Linked DNA regions of Homo sapiens: region 2 is linked to region 1. Evidence: chromatin loops called from intact Hi-C (ENCODE). Cell type or tissue: endothelial cell of umbilical vein. All regions are shown on one strand. Links, peaks and the distances in the headings refer to the core of each region. The heading gives the core; the rest is flanking DNA. Region 1 overlaps MMS22L (MMS22 like, DNA repair protein). Region 2 overlaps MMS22L (MMS22 like, DNA repair protein).

Evidence for each region. A loop is a pair of places that touch in the nucleus more often than their neighbours do. Peaks named below come from ENCODE experiments on the same cell type or tissue, not always from the same donor. Only the 100,000 strongest peaks of a DNase experiment are listed, where the experiment ranks them.
Region 2: a loop joins it to region 1, with 5 times the contacts of the local background. A loop is called at or near these places in 3 of 110 quality-filtered maps.

The regions. Positions count from the first base shown.
Region 1 is chr6:97,239,013-97,241,935 of GRCh38, forward strand. All of the region lies in intron 11 of MMS22L (MMS22 like, DNA repair protein), which reads right to left. Among named protein-coding and RNA genes, the nearest start is that of MMS22L, 43 kb to the right of the region's middle. In endothelial cell of umbilical vein, for the core only: no CTCF peak of the experiment used is centred there; a DNase peak (open chromatin) is centred at 1,429; H3K27ac peaks cover 1,674 bases.
Region 2 is chr6:97,188,594-97,191,516 of GRCh38, forward strand. All of the region lies in intron 14 of MMS22L (MMS22 like, DNA repair protein), which reads right to left. Among named protein-coding and RNA genes, the nearest start is that of MMS22L, 93 kb to the right of the region's middle. In endothelial cell of umbilical vein, for the core only: no CTCF peak of the experiment used is centred there; DNase peaks (open chromatin) are centred at 1,358 and 2,168; H3K27ac peaks cover 2,338 bases.

The DNA.
Region 1 (2,923 bases), core at 210-2,709:
ACCTATCAGAAACCATCACAAGAAGAAAATTTATTCACAGTCTAAACAGTAACTGTTACCAGAAGTTTGCCTAATTGGATTTATTTTTAGGAGAGAATAGAGTTGGGCTTCAATATCCCAGTTACGATCCTTCTACTCAAGAAACACTGATTTTTAGTTAGTTATTTAAAGACTATTGTCCCACATTATTTAGATCTAATCACATTCTGAGTTGGTTCTACTCCTGGACTCTCCAAATTAATGTGTTTAAAAAATCAAAATAATTTTTTAAAATCAGGCTTACTTTTTAAATACCCTTCCATAACCTTTATAAAACTAAAAATTACTTCTGTGATCTCAGAAAACAATGAGGCTTTTAAAAAGCAGGCAGCAAAAGATGAAAAATCTTTCTCATATGAAAACAATAATGCTGTTCCCAAAGGTAGAACACACGTTTACAATTAGCATTCACAAATATTAAATAGGATTACCTCTAAAAAACTGTACTTAAGTAAGTAAAATTGAGCAATATACGTTCTCTTTACTAAACTAAAACTCCACCTCTGTTTCTGGCAGATCCTCTCTAGCTAGAAAAAAGAATTCAAAACATTATTTGCTTGATTAAAGCTGTAGTGGTCAGGCTGGGTGCGGTGGCTCCCATCTGTAATCCCAAGCACTATTGGAAGCTGAGGCAGGAGGATTCCTTGAGGCCAATAATTCAAGATCAGCCTGGGAAACACAGCAAGATCTGTCTATAAAATGAAGATATTAGCCAGACATGGTGGCATGCACCTGTCCTAATGACTCGGGAGAAGGAGGCAGAAGAAGTGCTTGAGCTCAGGAGTTCAAGGTTATAGTGAGCTATAACCACACCACTGTACTCCAATCCAGCCTGGGTGACAGTGAAAGACTCTGTCTCTTTAAACAAAAAATAAAAACAAAAAGTATAATGAAGTGTACACTAATTTTATTTGAAGGCTGCTGTATATTTGGAAGATTTTTATTTTGTTTAAATACAGCAAATGGACTCTTTCACCACTGTCACTGTTGGAGATCAAGTCAAAGTACATGACCATGGTCAGATTTCAATTTACCTCAATGGGAGGAAAATAGATATAATCAAACTGACAGTTCTATCCAAATATATTATTCTTTACAACTACCTACTACTGCTCCCACAAAATTGGTTTCCAGAAATCCAACACATAGTCCTATACTACTTATAGAATATAATTTGATACAATCAAGGAACACTAAAACTGAAGGAATAGCAGAGAACCACAGAACTACTTCTTCATAAATATTATAATCGCCTCTTTTCCCATAGGAAAGATATTTTGACTTTATGCTAGACCTAAATTCATAGAGCATGTTTCTTAGATTAGTCATATTATTCCTACTTCTAGGGTGACTAACTCATCCTGGTTTGCTCAGATGTTTCCTGGTTTCACACTGAAACTCTGGGCCATGCAAACCAGGATAGGATGGCTGGTCACCTGACCTACTTTTTTCCCCACAACCAATAGTCTTTGGGGAACAGGTGGTGTTTGGTTACATGAATAAGTTCTTTAGTGGTGATTTCTAAGGTTTCGGTGCACCCATCACCTGAGCAATATACACTGTACCCAAAGTATGGTCATTTTTTTTTTTTTGAGACAGAGTTTTGCTCTTGTCACCTAGGCTATAGTGCAATGGCGTGATCTTGGCTCACTGAAACCTCTGCCTCCCAGGTTCAAGTGATTCTCCTGCCACAGCCTCCTGAGAAGATGAGATTACAGGCACATGCCACCACACCCGGCTAACTTTTGTATTTTTAGTAGAGACAGAGTTTCACCATGTTGGCCAGGCTGGTCTTGAACTCCTGACCTCAGGTGATCCACCTGCCTTGGCCTCCCAAAGTGCTGGGATTACAGGCGTGAGCCACCACACCCGGCCTGTACCCTAAGTATAGTCTTTTATCCCTCACCCTACTCCCACCATTCCCCTCAGGCCCTCAAAGTCCATTATATCATGCTTACACCTTTGTGTCCTCATAGCTTACCTCCAAGTTAAAAACGAGAACATATGTTGGTTAGTTTTCCATTCCTGAGTGTTGTCACTAAGAATAATGGTCTCCACTCAATCCAGGTTCCTGCAAATACCATTATTTCATTCCTTTTTAAGGCTGAGTAGTATTCCATGTTCTATATATAAGAAGTTTTCTCTATTCACTCATTGATTGATGGGTATTGGGCTGGTTCCATATTTTTGCAATTGCAAATTGTGCTGCTATAAACATGCATGTGCAAGTGTTTCATAATGCTTCTTTTCATCTGGAGAGACACCTAGCCATGGCACTGATAGATCAAATGTTAGATCTTCTTTTAGTTCTCTAAGGAATATCCATAATGTTTTCCACAGTGTTTGTACTAGTTTACATTCCCACCAGCAACGTAAGTGTTTCCTTTTCACCAAATCCACACCAACATCTATTTTTTTTTTATTTTTAAATTATGGCCATTCTTGCAGGAGTAAGGTGGTGTTGCATTGTGGTTTTGATTTGCATTTCCCTGATCATTAGTGATGTTGAGCATTTTTTCATCTGTTTCTTGGCCATTTACATATCTTCTTTTGAGTACTGCCTATTCATGTCCTTAGCCCACTTATGGATGGGATTTGGGTTTGGTTTATTCTTGTTTCTCTAGTTCCTTGAAGTGTGACCTTAGATTGTCTATTTGTGCTCTTTCAGACTTTTTGATGTAGGCATTTAATGCTATGAACTTTCCTCTTAGCACTGCTTTTGCTGTACCTCAGAGGTTTTGATAGGTTGTGTCACTATTACTATTCAGTTCAAAGGATTTTTAAATTTCTATTTTGATTTCATTATTGACCTAAAGATCATTCAGAAGCAGATTATTTAATTTCCACGTATTTGTATAGTTTTCAAGGTTCATTTTGGAATTCA
Region 2 (2,923 bases), core at 318-2,817, 50 kb before region 1:
TCTTTTTACACACTAAGACATGCACCCTTATGCGCCTACACATACACAAGTTTTAAGTGAATTAAACATTGATAAATTATCTTCTCTTTCTACTTAGGTTAAAGAAATTTCATCCCAGCACTTTGGGAGGCCAGGGTGGGTGGATCACTCGAGGCCAGCAGTTCAAGACCAACCTGACCAACATGGTGAAATCCCCTCCCTAATAAAAATACAAAAAAATTAGCCGGGCATGATGGTACACGCTTGTAATCCCAGCAACTCAGGAGGCTGAGGTAGGAGAATTGCTTGAACCCAGGAGGTGGAGGTTGCAGTGAGCCGAGATTGTGCCACTGCACTCCAACTTGGGTGACAGAGCAAGACTTTCTCAAAATAATTTAAAAATAATAATAATAATAAATAAAATAAAGGAATTTCAGAAAGCTTAAGAAAAGGGGCTGGAAAAGCCACATGTAGCTGTGTCTTTTGAAGGGCCAGGAGCAACATCAGAATTCTAACATTAGGAAAGACTATAAGAAGAGATGCTAGAAAACATGTATTCAAGGCAATAATGAGAAAGGCCAACAAATGTGAACCACCTTTGACCTCTCCACAACAAAACGTTGAGGTACCAGGGAGTATAAGTATGAGCTAACGTGGGGATAGGACTCAAAGTTCTGAATCCATTAGGTTTAAAAAAAAAAAAAAAGCCGAGTGCAGTGGCTTATACCTCTAATCCCAGCATTTTGGGAGGCTGAGGTGGGTGGATTGCCTGAGCTCAGGATTTCAAGACCAGCCTGGGCAACATAGTGAAACCCCATCTCTATTAAAAATACAAAAAATTAGCCGGGCGTGGTGACATGTGCCTGTAGTCCTAGCTTCTTGGGAGGCTTAGGCTGGAGGATTGCTTGAGGCAGAGGTTGCAGTGAGCTGAGATTGCACCACTGCACTCCAGCCTGGGCAACAGCGAGACTCTGTCTCCAAAAAAAAAAAAAAAAAAAAAAAAAAAAGAATAATTAATTAAAAAAAAAAAACCATTGTGAGGTAAAAAATTTTAAAGCTATAGATTACATCCTCCAAGGTTGAGTTAAAACAGCTAAGACAAGTTTCAACTAAGGGTAAGACACTGACCCCAAACCACACTTGTGTTGGAAATGTGCACCCACTTTGTGTTTTTGGATTTGAAAAGCAGCTAATATCCCCGGGAATATGCAAAATGTTTCCTGCTCAATAGTTTGAAAGTTCAAGCTTTTTCAGTCTGGATAAGAAGAAATGATTACCTGCTATTTTAAACCAGAACCTAGTTGTTTAAGACCTTATAATAATAATTTATTTAAGCATAAAGAAATCAGTGAGTGACAAATACAGGAAATGCCAAGAGTGCACTGTAATAGAAGTCTGAAGGAAGAACCAAATTTTTGCACTATAGCCAAATAGCTAGAAATACTCCTTGCAGACACTGGTAATTTTTTAAAATCACATGTTTGAACCAGAAAACTAATTATACAGACTACTGAAAAATAAATTATATTAGATGTGACCACTGCATATCTGCTGAAGGTACATTTACAAAAATGCAAAGAAGAAGCTCTGTCACTAGAGGTAACAATGTAAAAGAAAACACAAAACATACATAAAATATTATAAAGAATGTAATATAGTTCTAGGTGATGGCTGTTTTATGAGGCATTATTTACCTTCTTCAACACAAACAGTAGAAATATGTAAGTAGATTTTTTGCATAAAAGGAAAAATATGTGATTTCTGGTCAGAAACTGAAAGACATAACACAAGGATGTAGGATCTCCCAACACTTGGCAATTGTTTTATTTGAGTAAAGACAGATTTCACATTAAGATCAGTTTGGAAATACAAGATCAGATAAGGAAATACACACATGTAACCAGCTCTCTTACATTATAAAAGATACAATACAGTATAGTAGAAAATAAATTTGCTGAATGTCAAGTTATTCAAATTGCAGCTCTCATGGTGGAAATAACAGCAACATCCAGCATTTACTGGTATTTACTATGAGACCAGCACCATGCAAAGTGTTTTATAAGCATCGTTTCTCACCCTATGAGGTAGGCATAATTATTATTCAAATCTTATATATGAGAAAATTGAGACAAAAGGAGTAATTATGCTGCGTAATAAACATGGTTATTAGCATAGCTATCCAGAGCAGTGTGGCTTTGGAAAAACAAGTAACCTCCCAACTCGCTGTTTTCTTTAGAGTCAAGAACAGGAACAATTGTTGCTATATCCACCTAACAGGGTTATTGTGAAGACCACAGGAAATAACATTCTGAAAAGTTTAGAAGCCTATCATTACACTATATAAACACCCACACTTTCACATACCAATTATCCAGGTGTTCCTACGCTTCTATTTTAGCTCAGTTACCCTGCCTCCTTTAGCTTTCCTCATTATCTTCAAGTATTTTCCTGATTCTTTCATCTGACTGCTCTTTTGCCCCACTTTCCAAGATTTCCTGTTTTTATTTGTCTGCTACTTCTTGCTTTGATTTCATGTTTACTTATCCATTTTGCCCCCACCTCTCTACTCCCACACAGATACCTTATCCCCACAGACACACAAATTTATTGAGGCATCTATCATATGAGACGCATGGAACCCTGTACCTGAAACTTCTACCTGCCAGTCTGGTCTCTCAGTTTCTGCTCCTCCCTAGTAACTTAGGCAGGCTTCTGGGAACACTTACTGGACCACTGCTTATAGTTTTCGCCTCTAATCTTGGCATACCATTGTTTCTCCTATAACTGTTATAGAATAAGGTATGACATCCTATATACCACTTTCCTGGTATTCACAGTTGTATATTAATTATTTCTAATACATGATGCCTCAAAGTTTAAGGAAAATTAAAATTGTCTATTGATGGACTTTTCATCACATGGAAAAAGCATAATATAATAAATA